Linked DNA regions of Homo sapiens: region 1 is linked to region 2. The links are chromatin loops, found by intact Hi-C in ENCODE. Cell type or tissue: heart right ventricle. All regions are shown on one strand. Links, peaks and the distances in the headings refer to the core of each region. The heading gives the core; the rest is flanking DNA. Region 1 holds the start of LOC112268210 (a long non-coding RNA gene). Region 2 overlaps LOC105372112 (a long non-coding RNA gene).

Evidence for each region. Hi-C counts contacts between places; a loop is a spot of excess contacts. Peaks named below come from ENCODE experiments on the same cell type or tissue, not always from the same donor. Only the 100,000 strongest peaks of a DNase experiment are listed, where the experiment ranks them.
Region 1: a loop joins it to region 2, with 4 times the contacts of the local background. A loop is called at or near these places in 6 of 110 quality-filtered maps.

What each region holds. Positions count from the first base shown.
Region 1 is chr18:49,645,589-49,653,916 of GRCh38, reverse strand. All of the region lies in intron 1 of LOC105372112 (a long non-coding RNA gene), which reads right to left. LOC112268210 (a long non-coding RNA gene) reads right to left here and starts at 3,403. Exons shown (of 2, transcript XR_002958207.2): 1 at 3,158-3,403; 2 at 442-2,318. It also overlaps the pseudogene SMUG1P1. In heart right ventricle, for the core only: a CTCF peak has its summit at 4,933 (motif pointing right); DNase peaks (open chromatin) are centred at 5,476 and 7,946.
Region 2 is chr18:49,724,810-49,733,137 of GRCh38, reverse strand. The region is part of intron 3 of LOC105372112 (a long non-coding RNA gene); the gene reads right to left. Among named protein-coding and RNA genes, the nearest start is that of ACAA2, 85 kb to the left of the region's middle. RefSeq lists enhancers at 5,864-6,607, 6,608-7,353. In heart right ventricle, for the core only: a CTCF peak has its summit at 4,380 (motif pointing right); DNase peaks (open chromatin) are centred at 3,287, 3,541, 4,402 and 6,751; H3K27ac peaks cover 1,563 bases.

The DNA.
Region 1 (8,328 bases), core at 153-8,152, 79 kb after region 2:
CTATCCTATTAGTTTTGTCCCTCTAGACAACCCTAATAAACACACCCATATACTTGCATACATACATACACACTATGGTATCCATTCCTCCCTTCGTCCTTACTAACAAAACCTCAGTTGTACCCAAATAAAAATTCTGATTTTCCAAGTTTCCCTCATAGCTACGGAAGGCCAAGAGATGTATCTGACCCTAGAGTCGTAAGCATTCATTTGCTGAAGATTTCTCAGAAAGTTTTTCTTTTCCTAAGTGCTTCCCCTTCCTTCTTGTTTTTTCCTTTTTGTTTCCCCAACTGGAATATTTAAACAGTGTATACTTTTTGGAAATGCCGAGGCTGGATACAACTATGACAAACATCCTGAACCTGAAACTTTGCACACATCCATGTTTATTTAATAGAGTAACTTCCTAGAAATGGAAATTGCTGGGACAAAAGACATGCATCATTTTTTCATATTTTTTATTGCAAAATACTGTCAGGAATTGAGTAGCAATTCAGATTCCCATCAGGAGAATGTGAGCACTTCCCTCACCCTTGCACATGCCCCTGCTACATTTTTGCTAGTTTAATAGAGAGAAATTGTATCACAGAGACTTACATTTCTGATAGTGTGGCAGACTAGGAAACATAGAAAGCTTTCTGCTCTAAAAACACCTAGAAGTGGTAGAGAAAAGGTAATGAACAGGCTTTCAAATGCACTAACTGAGCTTTGCTAAAGAAAGGGAAATCCTGCAGCCAAAAGGAAAGCAAAGCAAACTGAAACCAAAGAAGCAGGAGATCGTGGGGGCAGCTGCACTGGATGCAGGGGAGGTGGAAGGGGAGAGCTGCCAATCTTGATACCTAAGAAGCTTTGGATGTAATGGCCACCAACAGGGACAGGAGCTGAGGCCTGGGCCTAGGGCACGCATGCGTCAAAGCTGTGAATCCTGCATACAGCCAAGACCTTCCAAGGCTTCCACTCTACGGAAAAAAGTGACAGAAAAAACAATCTCCTCACTTGCAATGAGAGATAATGAAATAGCTTATCTAGCTTGTCCAGGGCTCTAGATAGAAAACATATCTCCCCTGATCATTCATGAGGGCTCTGCCTTCATCTAGGCCTGAGATTCAAATGTATATGATCTACAGGATCCATTAAGCTCCCACCTCACCCCAGTTGGCACGGAGACAGGGGAGGCGCTTTGTAGCTATTTTTTAAAAGAGTTTAAGGGTTTTTATTTTTATTTATTTATTTATTTATTTTTGAGATGGAGTCTCACTCTGATGCCCAGGCTGGAGTACAGTGGTGTGATCTCGGCTCACTGCAACCTCCGCTTCCCGGGTTCAAGCGATTCTCCTGCCTCAACCTCCTGAGCAGCTGGGATTACAGGCACCCGCCACCACACCCAGCTAATTTTCCTATTTTTAGTGGAGATGAGGTTTCACCACGTTGTCCAGGCTGGTCTCAAACTCCTGACCTCAAGTGACCCACCCACCTCAGCCTCCTAAAGTGCTGGGATTATGGGCGTGAGCCACCAGATCTGGCTGGGTTTAGGAGCTTTTAATGCTTAGACTAGAAAAATCACAGGCTGGGTTTGTCATAAAGTCATTGGTCCATCTCTGACAGGGAAAGAATTCGCCCCTCACTTTGGCCACAGGTGGGAGCCCAGACTCCTCCCTAGCAGGGTCTCCTGAATGGAGAGGGGCTTTCCTCATAGCACAGTGCGGTGACTCCCCAGCCCCGAGGTAAGAAAGCAAGAAAGCAAAGCCATGAGCCAGGCCTATGCAAGACAATTTTTTTTTTTTTTGAGAGTCTCGCTCTGTTGCCAGCCTGGAGTGCAGTGGTGCGATCTCAGCTCACTGCAACCTCTGCCTCCCAGGTTCAAGCAATTTCCCTGCCTCAGCCACCCAAGTAGCTGGGACTACAGGCACACGCCACCACACCTGGCTAATTTTTTGTGTGTGTATTTTAGTAGAGATGGGGTTTCACCATGTTGGCCACGATGGTCTCCATCTCCTGACCTCATGATTCACCTGCCTCGGCCTCCCAAAGTGCTGGGATTACAGGCATGAGCCACCGCGCCCGGCCAAGACACTTTCAAGTGTTGTCTCCGTTGCCTTCACACAAACCCCAGGAGGGAGACAGCCCCCGTTTACAGAGGAGCAGCCTGAAGCCTAGTCTTCATCAATTTGACCATCATAAAGCTCACAAGTCGCAAAGCTGGGATGAAAATCCAGGTCTTCTGACTTTCACTCTGCCGCACCGAATTCTTTGAGCCAGCCTCAGCCTCTCATGAGAAGGTCACTCTGAATTTCTTGTCCCATGCTTTGTCCTGGCCCCTATGAGGAAAGGGGTTAGCTGAAGGCAGCTGTTCTATAAGGATGGGTAGGGTTCCTGACAAGGTATTTCCTCTGAAAAAGCAAATGCGACCTTAGCAGCCAGTCTAGGGAGCTCCCCATTGAATAGAGACTTCCGAGGAAACGACGAGGTAGAAGCATCTGAAGTGCAACAGTGCACCTTCTGCTGATTCCCTCCCACAGAAAGGGCAATGCTCAGGGAAGGTGAGGAAAGCAGGACTCAGCACGGCAAACAGGAGTGGGGCAAAACTGCCACAGCAGGTTGGAAGACAGTTCAACAGATCGAAGGGTATGTTTCCCGGCAAGCAGGGAGCCCAGGAGGACCTCTGGCTTCAGTCCAGGGTGTGTTGTTATCTGCTTGCCCAAGAGTGACTTGGAGGCCTTGAATGTGTCCCATGCCAGGCCCCAGGGGCACTCATTTCCATAGCCGCGGCAGCAGCCCCAACTCACTTGGTCAACTCACTTGGTCACTGCCTATTAGCCCTGTTTTCCTGTGGGTTACGGGGAGAGAGATGCAGGAGCCCCTCCACCTGGACCTCTGGCATCAGGCCTGCCAAAGCCATTCGCGCCCACTACTGCCCCAGCCGGGCCACTCCCACCCCCAGCCGAACCCCCAGCCGCCGCACCTGCCGGCAGAGGGGACACTAAGATCCCAAGAAGCTGTTCTTGCTGCTTGGCAGGAAGCTCAGCAGGAGTGAGGTTGTGTTCTCTGGGAGCCAGGAATAGCAGAGAACACAGATTGTGGACAAAGCAGTGAAAGGAGAAGACCTCAGGCTTTCCACAGAGGTTCTGGAAAAGCCCCAGAATCGGGCACCACTCACCTCTCACTGAGCACGCCAGTCCCAGCACCCCAGTCCCAGCTAAGACAGTGCTCTTGGGGAGGGGTTAGCACAGGCCCTCCAATGCCCAGCCAGTCCCAGACCATGTTCACTTCCTCAAAGGGCACTCATGTCTGGGCCATGCTAAAAGGTCCTGGGTTCGTGCCCAGGAAGAGCACTTCCTTGGGGCCCTGGCAGCAGCGAGTCACAAAGTTACGATGTGGCTCTTATACAATACTCCACGGGATTGTGAATGATGCGTGCAGACTCCAAAAACTGCAGTTGGTTCAGCTCAGCATTGAGCCAAACTCCTCCTCCAGGAAGCCCTCAGCCAAGCCTTGAGGGCAGGGCGGGGGCTCTCTCTGGGCACCTGCTGGCTCATGCAGGGTCCCTAGTGAAAAAGTCTGGGGCATGGCCACACTTTTGTCACCTGGTCCAGCACCTCCTACTTTTTTTGGAGGGGGCAATACATTCCCCATACCATTAGTGCACAATTCAGCAATTTTTAGTGTATTCCTGTGACTGTACAACTATTGCCTTTATCTAGTTGCAGAAAATTTTCATCAGCCCCCAAAGAAACCCCATACCATTAGCAGTCCTTCCCCTTCCCTCTTCCCCTAGTCCTGGCAGCCACTGATCCACCTTCTGTCTCTGTGGATTTGACTGTCTATTCTGCACATCTTGTATAAATGTAGTCACGCAAAATGTGGCCTTTGTGTCTGGCTTACTGGGCTCAGTGTAACATTTTCCAGGCTCATCCATGTTGGAGCATGTAGCAGTACTTCTTTCCTTTCTGATGGCTGAACAGCATCCCACTGTATGGATAGCACACCTTTTGTTCATCCATTCATCACTGATGGACAATTGGTTTTTTTCTACTTTGGGTTTTTTTTTTTTATCGAGATGGAGTCTCGCTCTGTTGCCCGGGCTGGAGTGCAGTGGTGCGATCCCGGCTCACTGCAACCTCCACCCCCTGGATTCAAGCAATTCTCCTGCCTCAGCCTCCCAAGTAGCTGGGATTATAGGCACACGCCACCATGCCCTGCTAATTTTTTTTTTTTGTATTTTTAGTAGAGATGGGGTTTCACCATGTTGGCCAGGCTGGTCTCAAGCTCCTGGCCTCGTGATTCGCCTGCCTCGGCCTCCCAAAGTGAGCCACTGTGCCTGGCCCTGTAGTGGGCCATGATGAATAACGCTGCTGTGCATATTTGTGTACAGGTTTCTCTGTGCAAATATTTTCTCCCATTCAGTGTTTTGTCTTTTCACTTTCTTATAATAGTGTCCTTTGAAACATGAAAGTTTTTAATTTAGATGATGCCCAACTTACTTTTTCTTTCATCACTTGTGCTTTTGGTGTCACATCTAAGAAACCATTGCTTACTCCAAGGTCTCAAGATTTACCCCTACATTTTCTTCCAATAGTCTTGTAGTTTTTAGCTCTTCCAAAATGTCTTTTGATTCCTTTTGAGTTAGTTTTTATAGATGGTGTGAAGTAGGATCCATCTTCATTCTTTCACAGTGACATCCAGTTGTCCTGGCACCCTTTGTTGAAAAGACAAGACAATTTCCCTATTGACTTGTCTTGGCACTTGATATTTATATTCAATGCGACTGCCAGAGGATGCAAAAGAAAGCCAAAAGCCAAAGGAAATTTAGGATTCATTAATAACCATTCCCAGGGTGTCAGTGCTTCTTTTCTGGGACAGACATGTCCATTGGGCACCTCCACCACCCCTGAGCATTGCCACTAGGGGCAGCTCTGCCAGTTCTCTTTTTTTTTTAAGCTGTACCTGGGTGTAAAAGTTAGTTATGCTTTAATAGCTGTACTCACAAAGCTAGTACCGGAATTGTACAGGTCTTTTCGGCACCAGTAGTAGGTATTTCTCTGAATCACTGGCCATTTGCTCCTCACAAACTATTTTATTTATTTATTTAGAAACAGAATCTCACTCTTTTGGCCAGGCTGGGATACAATGGCACAATCTTGGCTCACTGCAATCTCTGCCTCCAGGGTTCAAGCAATTCTTGTGCCTCGGCCTTCTGAATAGCTGGGATTACAGGCGTGTGTCACCATGCCTGGCGAATTTTTATATTTTTTGTAGAGATGAGGTTTCACCATGTTGGCCAGGCTGGTCTTGAAGTCTTGGCCTCAAGTGATCTTCCCACCTTGGCCTCACAAAGTGCTGGGATTACAGGCGTGAGCCACGTTGCCTGGCCCTGCGTAAACAATTTAAATGCTAGGACAGTCCATCATTTCAGCAACAGCTGACCTTTCCCTGAAAGCAGCTGTTCCCAGCTCCATGAGTGTGGAGTGACCTCAGCAGACACTGGGCCTAGGCCATATTCACTGGGGAGAACACAGTGGAAAGTCAGGCTGCCCCACTTCTGCAAGACAGCTTGACTTGGGTGAAGCATATGCACTGCTGGGTAACTGGATTTACTGCTACGCTCCCGGTTCCTGAGTCTTTTCCCTTGTCAGGGCCATAGGCTTGCAATGGCCAAGTCTTCCTGGATTGCTTTGGGAAACATTCATCACTTAGAGACTTCCTAGCATTTTGCTTACAGCTTTACTATAGTGTTGAACAGATTGAATTGTAACACAATTAATAGCTAACATGGATTGAGAATTTATTATGGACGAGGCATTGATCTAAGAACATCGCCTGTGTTATGACCACATACTGCGTTTATGTTCACTTTACAAATGAGGAAGGAAACAGAGTGTTTAGGTAACTTTAGAAAGATCACGCAGTTCATAGGGATTTGGACCCCTGGAGCCTGGCCCCAAATCATTAATCATTCACATACTCAGATTGTGAGTCATGGAGGACACCATCTGCCTCTGTTGCTTTCCTCATGCCCACAAAAAACTGTCTGAAAGCTGTTCACCGATCATGAACGTGATCAAAAACTATCTTAGTCCATTTGTGTTGCTATAAATGAACACCTGAAGCTGGGTAATTTATGAAGAAATTACCCACAGTAAAGTGCTTTTTCCCTTTACTCATGGCTCATTTAAGCAAAAATGTCTACATTGTGAGGAATGTCTACAATGAGCATGGGCTGCTCTGGGTCTTTGGATGTGCCTCTTGCCCATGTCAGATTCCTGCACATGGCCCCGGCCCCCAGGGCGCCAGCAGGGTTATAGCCAGACCCACTGATGACTGTGCCTCACCAGTAAATATGCCAAAAGCAATATGCAGGTGCCACTAAAGGCTGTTTGCATGACCCCTGGAGGTGAGAGACAAGCTGAAAAATGCCATTTCAGGATACCCGGGATATTTCAAAGGTATATGGGGACAATAGGACAGAATATTTGAAATCAGGTTTTGCTGAGGAGATCTTGACTGTGAAGTCTCCATAAGTTGCTAGGCCAACAACTTGATTTAATGAAGCTTCGAGTAAAAGAATAGTAAAAACATAAACTGGCCTCACCACAGCACAAATTTCCTCCAAAGAACTCCCAGCTCTGACTGATGTTTTATCACCCTTATCATCAGAGGACACCTACACACCACAGAGAAGGCTGCTATTTTGCTGTAGTTTTAGTTAGCAAGTGTAAGGTTCAAGAAGGATAATGGCCCAAGGTCACAGAACCAGCTTCCAGCAGAACTGGCCTCATGCGCCACTCAATGCACCTGCACCGTCTGTAGAGCCCATTGCCATTTCCTTGTTCAGAATTTGATCCTCAGTCAAAATCAGGTGACTGGTTTAAACTTTGAAACTTTGACACGTGGTATTAAAGGCTTTTAGCATGTATATGGTAGAGCAGTTGTTCTCAACTGGAGACAATTTTACTCCCCAGGGGACATTTGGCAATGTCTAAAAACATTTTTGGTTGTCACAATTCAGTTTGCAGGGTGCTGTGGCTGACTGCCACTACTACTACTTGAGACCGTCATTACAGCAGTCACTACTGTTACTGCTTGCAACCTTCATTACAAGACTGAATGAAGGGACAAACATAGAAATGATAACAAAAAAACAAAATAACTATTTTAAGGAAAGGCAACATGGGGAAGAAGAGAGCTCCCTGCTTCTAGTGAGCAAAGGCAGTTCCTGAGCTTCTACGGCCCTTTGTATTTATTGGGTAACAAGAGCAAGGAGGAGGAGGTAATGATTGATCAGCTGCTTAACTGATCACAGGTTCATATTGTTCCTGACAGGCTTCAATTATGCCTAATCATAAGAAACATGTGTGCGGCCTCCAGCAGGGTGTTGCTATTGGCATCTGGTGGGTAGAGGCCATGGATGCTGCCAAATATCCTGCAACACACAGAACAACTCCCCACAACAAAGAACTATGCAACTCCAAGTGTCAGTAGTGTCTCGTCTCTAGATCCCAGAGTATGGGGGGTTAGGGTAAGAGGGGATATAAGGGGAGTCATTCCAGATTAATCCAAGAAGGGGGCAACTCCAAATTTCTGCCTTGGGTCCAGGCCAGGGAGACAATTAACAGCCAGCTTTGGTTTGCTTGAGTGTTTACATAAAAAGGGGATTGTTTATGTTCTTCAAAAGTCCCATGGAACTGACTCTGCCTGCCATTGCCAAGGAGGCCTGTCATCCTAGAGCAAGCATATTCCTCCCTAAGGAAGCGAGTCCTGGCTGCCGCTCCTCCCCAGCCCCACGCAGGCTGATGCTTCATCCAAAATGAAAGTGCCCTGGGACACACATGGAGAACACCCAAACCTTCGGGATCCTCCCCCGCTCTTCCTATTGCAGCTCTCCCCAGGGACAAAGGGACATTGCTCAGATTGGATTCTGCCATAGCCTGGCTCAGAATCTGTCTCACGCCCCCTCAGTGGAGAGAGAGGAGTGGCCTGGATCTCGAAGATTCCTGTGGAAAGCATGCCCTTCTCCATCCTCCGCCTCCTCACGCCCGCTGTTTCTGACCTAATTCCCCTCCTTGTGACCTACTTCCCGTGGCATGGAACAAGAAGATAGAAGATAGGCATCACATGGTGGGGGAAAGGTGGTGGGGGAAAAGTTTGCTACAGACCTAATTTGTTAGGCAAGTCTATCGCAAGGAAAATAATTAGTAAATTAATAAATGAGGATCCTATTCTACCTTAAAGTCAACTCCATCCTTTATCTCATAGAATAAAGGTTTAAAATTTTTTAGGCATTGTCTTCCATAAATATATAGAAAAAAATTTCTATTCTCATAGGTATGT
Region 2 (8,328 bases), core at 57-8,056:
TACATAGGTCTCCCAGGAAGGAGCAAAAGGTTCCAGAAGAAGTAGCCCTCTATGTGAAGTGTGAGAACAAGAAGTCACGGTGACGGTGACAAGGAGGAGGCCTGGCAGGGTGTGGTGGCTCATGCCTGTGATGCCAGCACTTTGGGAGGCTGAGGTGGGTGGATCGCTTGAGCTCAGGTGTTTGAGACCAGCCTGAGCAACATGGTGAAACCCCATCTCTACAAAAACATACAAAAAATTAGCTGGGCATGGTGGTGTGCACCTGTAGTCCCAGATACTTGGGAGGCTGAGGTGGGAGGAGGATCACCTGAGCCTGGGAGGTCGAGGCTGTGGTGAGCCATCATAACACTACTGCACTCCAACCTAGGCAACAGAGCAAGATCCTGTTTAAAAAAAAAAAAGGAAAAAGAAAAAATGGAGGCCTTCCTGGGAGAGAGAGCAGCATTGCAGAGACATGGAGGAGGAGAGGGTTAATGTGTTCCAAGAATAGCAAACAGTTTAGTAATGCCCAGGCATCAGGGGCTGCAGGGCTGGGTGGGCAGGAATGCAGGAGGGAGGCTGAGCAGCTCAGCCAGGGTCATATCAAGGGTCTAATGAAGTCTCCCCATATCTGGTCCTATCTCAGTTTTCTGAGCCCGACAAAGTAGACGTAATACTTTCTTATTCTCCATATAGAAATCCTTAGGTATATAAACACAAATGCCAAAGCCCAAAAATATGCATTTTAGAATACTCAGCTCTTCTCCAAGTTAAAAAACCCAGGGTGGCCTATATGGCCAAATGGCCCTGAGCTCATCCCCTGAGGAACTGATTCAAGCTTCTCTACAGGAGCCACTGTGCACAGGCAAGAACTAGCCTGTGGCGAAGGAAGCCAAACAGCCAGTCACCTAAGCAAGGTCAACAAAGGCTGGGGGAAAGCAGTCATTGCTCAGTAGTGTCTTGCCTCCAGCCTCACTCTCATCATTCAGAAGCCTGCTCCAGTGTCCCCTCCCCTTCATAGCTCCCTCACCTCCCCAGACTGAATTCCTTCTTCCTAGGTATGTTTCTGGGCCTTGCATGGACTTGCATAAGTACACATATCACTGTGTCTTATGGTTCACTTAATAACATGTTCTGAGTCTGTAAATTCCTTGAAAGCAGGAACTATGTCCTAATAATCTTTCTCTCGCACAACATAACACAGGGCTTGGTATACAGTAGAAATTCAATAAATATTTATTCAACTAGGCTGAACTTTGGGATCTGGCAAGAGATGCATTAGATGACCATGACGATCAAAAGAACCATGGCTGAAGAATAGGAGTGGAAAATAACTACCGGGGGATGGCCGATTTGGCACCCCAGTGCCAAAGCTACAAAGAGAGAAAATCTGACTCAAATTCGTTATATGAAAAGAATTTCTCATGACTAAAAAGTCCCGGGAGAACTTCAGGTGAAGCTTGATCTGTGAGCTCAAACAATATTACCAGGATTCAGTCTGTGTCTCCTGTGTTTATTCTCTGGGCTGTCTTTATTCTCTGTCTCTATGTGGGGCAAGAGTTGCATGGCAGGTCCAGGCCCTCACTGTCCAGGTTTGTGCATAGCTAGAAAGACCATGTGCCTTACTCTCAGTAAGTACAGGAAAAGTGGCATTGATTATCACCAGCTCTGCTGAAATACTTTCCACCCGGAACCAATCACAGCAGCCAGGGGAATGGGATATTCTGATTTTACAGCTGTAAGATAAAGATGATGGCCAGTCTGCAAGTACTGTGCTCATGGCAAATCATGTGACTCACTCTCTGGTACAAATGGGCCCCCTGCAAGTTTAAGCAGGGGACTGTGGTTCAAGAGTCATTATCAGGCACCCCAGCTCTGCCCGTAATTAGCATGTGAACAGGGCAAGTCACTTCACACAGCTTCCCAGACTTCGATCTCCTTATCTCTGTGGGACCCTCTCCAGTGATCTCTCTTGGAAAGATTACTTGCCAAGCTCCACCCTTCCAGCAACAGCACCCTGAAGGCCTGTCTGCCCTAGTTCCTACCTTTGCCCCAGCAGCTCCTCTGGCCATTCCCACCTCCAGCCGCAGGTGTCTGACCACAGATGTCACCTGAGCCTGGAGCCTGGGCATTTGCATTTGGGTTTCTGTCCCTCTGGATTCCAGGAGTCACTGCCCATCCCAAAGGCCTCGGGCCCTGAGGAGCACAGCCTCACGCAGGAGAATTTCCAGGTGAAGGAGGCTTTATTTACACAGCACCTACACTGAGCCACTGGAAAATTGTCTGAGATTTTTTTGACTAAGGAGCAGACAGAGGGAGTGCAATAAGTTTGAGAATGTCAGGTTTGATCCAGGAAGACACCAGACCATGGGAGGCAGCAACATGCAACAAGCTATATTCGGTGGCACTTGGACAGTGTGGAAGGAGACGGTGTGTCCCTCCCGGCAAGGGGCCTTCTGCAGCTGGCAGGCAAGACCACCACCCAGAAGGGGAGTAGGGCTAGGGTTGGGGAGCTCCTGGGGAAGAAAGGGGAGTTGTCCGGGTGATGTCCCTCCACAAGGTGGGGAGTCCCTGGGTCCAAGAGCTCTGAAGGGCAGCAGCGATGTGGAGTCCTTCACAGCCACAGGGTTTGTCTTATCCATGGTCAGCAGATGTTGGAATATGCAAAATAGGTAGGCTCTAAATGGCCAGAAATACAGATGCTCCCCAACTTACGATGGGGCTGCCTCCTGACAAGCCCATCATAAGCTGAAAATGTCTAACCCCATGGAAGGTCAGAGAGCGTACCGAATGCACAGTGCTTTTACACCATTGTAGAGCTGAAACATTTTTAACTGAACCATTGTAAGTCAGGGACCATCTGTATGTTTATTTGGATGATATTCCAAGCAATTGGATATGTAAGAATTTGAGTTTAGCACTGGCTGGCTTTGGGCTAATGGTCCTAGCCTGCTGTGAATAAATGAACAAGACAGGAACATGTTAGGCCAAGCCACTGAGGCCACACTTGGCCCGTTCACATAACAGTGAGATGCAGCTGAGCGAGTATGTCTCCCAGATGTGGGTCCCCCACCAGCCAGGCATGTGTAGAACCCCCATCAGATAAATTGAAATTATCCCCAGAAAACTCAACCCTCCAGGGCCTGAGGAAGTTCCCACTGTGATTTTCTTTCAAGGAATTAAGTAAACAATAATCCTTTAAGTATGAGTGGAACTTTATCTTTTTCAAAGCCCTTTCATATTTGCTTCTTGCAACACCCTCTGACAGAATCAAAATAGGAATGCCCCACGCCCCCACCCTTCACAGATGGGGACATAGGCTCAGACATGTGAAAAGGACACTTGGGAACAGGAACAGGCACAGCCAAGACTGAAAGCTGGACTCCTAAACTTCTGACTGCTCTATTTTGCCAAACCACTAGGGAAGCAGCTGGAAATTGTGCTCATTGAGGGCGAGAGAGGACAGATCAAGACTATTTTCTGCCCTGCGTTCCTGAATTGCACAGACTGACAAAGATTTCATGATCTTGGGCCATGATCATGAGCCATTTGCTCCCTTTTTTTTCTTGAGATGGAGTTTCACTCTGTCATCCAGGCTGGAGGGCCGTGGCACGATCTCAGCTCACTGCAATCTCTGCCTCCCAGATTCAAGCCATTCTCCTGCCTCAGCCTCCCAAGTAGCTGGGATTACAGACACGCACCACCATGCCTGGCTAAGTTTTGTATTTTTAGTAGAGACGGGGCTTCGCCATGTTGGCCAGGATGGTCTTGAACTCCCGACCTCAGGTGATCTGCCCACCCTGGCCTCCCAAAGTGCTAGGAGCTAGGATTATGGGAATGAGCCACTGTACCTGGCTTTTTTTTTTTTTTTTTTTTTTTTTTTAATGAAATGGGGCAGTTCTTACGGAGTTTAAAGAGAAAGTGAGCTGGGTGTGTTGGTTCATGCCTATAATCCCAGCACTTTGGGAGGCCAAGGCAGGTGGATCACAAGCTCAGGAGATAGAGACCATCCTGGCTAACACGGTGAAACCTCATCTAAAAATTAGCCAGGTGTGGTGGCACACACCTGTAGTCCCAGCTACTCTGGAGGCTAAGGCAGGAGAATTGCTTCAACCCAGGAGGCAGAGGTTGCAGTGAGCCGAGATCAAGCCACTGCACTCCAGCCTGGGTGACAAAGCAAGACTCCATCTCAAAAAAAAAAGAAGAAAAAGAAAAAAAGAGAGAAAGTAGTATCAATGTCTTTGCTTTGCCTCACCCACTGTCTCAGCTAGATGTGTCCCTGAGTAATTTAGGCGTCTCACAGATAGGGGAATGGAGGCCCATGAGAGGAAGTCTCATCCAAGGCCCAGAGCAACTGCAGTGCCTTTTCCCCATCGGGCTTGCTCCAGCCTTTGGGCCCTAGGGGGCGCCAGAAAGCCTCACCTTTCCCAGAATCTATGCTGAGAGGAGAATGTTGCCACCAAAGGCCCAGTGGAGGCCATTTGGCCTCCCCCTCTTCATGACATTGTTCACCCAAGTCTCTGCAGCACCCCAATCCTGGGACCCTCAATATCAGAACTCAGTGCTCTAGGGGCCCAAGAGCGGCCTGGCTTCCCTGCCCCACAGGAGTTTAAGGCCCATGGGCTTCTTTTCCCAGGAATTCCTTCATTGCTCCAAAGCCCTTCACCTTTACCAGGAAATAACTCTCCAGGGTGGCCCCAGACACTGCCACTGGGATGCCCCAAACTCTCTTCTGGAAGCCACTCCTCGCACTACCGAGGCCCAAGGGTATTCACCCTGGCCCCGACTTGCTGCTGTCATGTGGCCAGCCATTTCCAGAAATGTTCTGGTTTGAGGACCGAAAGGCCCACGTCCCGGGAAACCCCTCAGTCCTGTGTAAACTGGGACATTGGTCACTGTATTGTCATCTCCCTCATGGTAGGTCGGCTCCAGCCCAGGGCTCAGCCCAGTTCTTGGATCCCAAGCACGGATTTTGATTATTACTCCAAACCATGGGCCAAGTAAGAGGTTCTTTCTGCTGATCTGTAAGGGTCGGCAGGGGCCTGCCCTGTGCCCAGTTCCGCCCCTGTCCAGCCGAGGAAACAGACTTAGTTATTATCTTAGCAAACAAGGAGAAACTGTGTGAGTGAAATAGGATGGTACCATTGCCAGAGTAAATAATAGTAACTGTGTTAAATCTCCAACAAGCACCAGGTTCAACACTGGGAGCTTTGCGTCGACTCTTGCATCTAACCCTCACTGCAAACTACGAGGTAGGTCTCTTCCATGCTGGTTCTACGGATGGCGACTTGGCAGCTCAGTGATCATCAGCTTGCCTGAGGTCACCCCGACTCTAAGGGCACAGTCACAAGCTCTTTCAACCATGTTACCCTGGCGCAGGAGACAGGGCATCTGGCTTCTCATCCCAACTTTTTCATTAGCTAATTACATGACTTTGAGGGAGTCCCTTGGGACCCCGGAGCCTCCACTGCATTGGATAAATGAGAGCTCTAAGCAAGGTGCTCTCCAAAGTCCTTTTGTGGGTAGCTTAGTGATAGAACATGGGCCCTGGGCTGAGATGGGGTTGAGTCGAATGTCAGTGCTGCCACTTACAACACAAGTGGACAGGGACAAGTTACTTAACCGGCCTTCACCTATAAAATCAGGAAACTACCTCCAGTCATTTGTGGTAAGGAGTAAATGAAATGAGGCACCAAGGCTGGTGTTTATGAAAACTTTTTTTTTTTAAATGCCAGCTCTTATTGTTCCAGCTCCTACATTTTAGGACATTGTGTCTCCCTACCCGACCCCCTTTCACCAAGTCCTTATAACAGATCTATATTGCCCAGAATGCATTGCACGCAGAGCTAGAGAAAACTTCTCGGCTGGGCTTGGTGGCTCACACCTGTAATCCCAGCACTTTGGGAGGCCCAGGCAGGAGGATCACTTGAAGTCAGGAGTTTGAGACCAGCCTGCTGGCCAACATGGTGAAACCCTGTCTCTACTAAAAAATACAAAAAAATAGCCGGGCATGGTAGTACTTGCTTATAATCCTAGCTACTCGGGAGGCTGAGGCAGGAGAATTGCTTGAACCTCGGAGGCAGAGGTTGCAGTGAGCTGAGATTGCGCCACTGCACTCCAGCCTGGGCAAAAAGAGTGAGACTCCATCTCAAAAAAAAAAAAAAGCGATAATTTCTTGATTCTTTTTCTCAAATATGCTTCCAGAAAATGGAAAAGACGTGTCCATGGGAAACAGAGAGAGGTGGCCCACAGAGATGGAGGGGAGCAAAAGAGTTGGCTGAGGCCTGACCCAGAAGATAGGAGCCCATGCTCACTGTGGCCAGTCAGTTTCCAGACAGTTACCATGGGAGAGTTGGTAAATCTTCCCTTCTAGGATTTCAGAGCACTGACCTGCCTGCCAGGCCCAAGTCTTAAGATCCAAACCAGGAATGAGCTGTTACTATGGAAAGTGTGATTTTTCTGCAGGATTAAGAAGCCTTCACACTTTTTCAGTCACATCAGAATTGCCACCCCTGGGAGGGATGCGTCGGATAATTTGAACCAGGTGCAGACTTCGTGGCCTGTCTTTACGGGGCAGACACTCATACACAGATTTTGTTGGCTGTGCCATGGACTGTCTTTCTTATTTTCCTAACCTAGTCAGGACTTTCTTCCAAACTTCACAGACAGTTTCGAGAAGCCACACACACTGCCTGCCAGGAGCTGAGCAGAAGCTGGGAGGCCCCGGTGGTAGAAATGCGTTCCAGCGTCACCGAGCCAGGCAATCGCTGCGGCCTTTGGGTCTGCTCCCCTCCAATAGGAGCAGGACTAGCTTTCTTCCAAGGGATCAGGAGATCCTCCCAGCCAATGCAAGGCTGGACCCCTGTGACTCACCCTCTGTGTGTGGCTTCTCAAGCAGATTTCCCAGGACAACATGAAAGGCTGATAGATTATTACTATCTGGTTTCATGTTCCTCCTTTTGTTAAAATTCCTAATATAAGGAAGTGGAGGTGGGGGACTGAAGGAAGTCTCACTTTACAGCCCGACCCCCACTCCCTGGCAGCTCAGCTATTGCTGGCCCTCCAGGGTGGCAAGAGACAGAAGTGTATTTCCCAGGACCAAGTCAAAGAGCTCTTCCCTCTTCATCTCTCTTCCCTTATCAAGGGTGTTAATCTTACTGGAATTCACTTCAGTACAGCAAATGGGGCCAGATGGTAGAGGGGAGGAAATGACCCCAAGGTGTCTTGCCTATAAACCTTCCAGGGCCCTTGGAAACTTCCTGGGGGCACTCAGCCCGTCAGGCCCCCAGGAACTTGTACCAGGTCACAAATTCCCAACCCCTGGGGATGGAGACTGAGCCAGGAAAGGTGGGCTAAGTGAGAAGGTAGAATGAACCCTCTTACCCCTGCTCCAAGATATACTTTTTAAATATTTTCAAATTATTTTTAAATGTTCTTTAATTATTTTTAAATGTTCTTACTAGGTATATTCAGTGGGTGTTTATTCCTCTCCTTCCACCCCTAAAGCTATTATTAAATCTATGAGGTATCTGATAACTGGTTATGGATGAAAAGGTTGACATAAATGAATAAGGAAGAAACAGATATTCCCTGTATGTTACCATTCAATATCCTTTTTTTTTTTTTTTTTTTTTTTTTTTTGCCATTTTCTTCCCATCAGCCTTGGGTTTTAATGGTTTTTATCTACTAATTTTTAAAATAATCTTTTTTAAATAATTAAAAATAGCAACTTGTACACCAATGTTTATAGCAGCATTATTCACAATAGCCACAAGGTGGAAGGAACCTGAATGTCTATTGACAGATGAATGGATAGATTAACTGTAGTCTATCCATATGATGGAATGCTATTCAGCATTAAAAAAGAATAAGGCTGGGTGCGGTGGCTCACGCCTGTAATCCCAGCACTTTGGGAGGCCGAGGCGGGAGGACCACGAGGTCAGGAGATTGAGACCATCCTGGCTAGCACAGCGAAACCCGAAACCCTGTCTTTACTAAAAACACAAAAAATTAGCCGGGCTTGGTGGTGGGTGCCTGTAGTTCCAGCTACTCAGGAGGCTGAGGCAGGAGAATGGCATGAACCTGGGAGGCGGAGCTTGCAGTGAGCTGAGGTCGTGCCACTGCACTCCAGCTTGGGCTACAGAGCGAGACTCCGTCTCAAAAAAACAAACAAACAAAAAACAAAAAAGAATGATAAATTCTGATTCATGCACCACCATGGATGAACCTTAAGGACATTATGCTAAGTGAAATGAGCCAGACACAAAGGCTAATACTGTACGATTCTGCTTATATGAGGCTCCTAGAGTAGTCAAAGTTGCAGAGATAGAGGTAAAATAGAAGTTACCA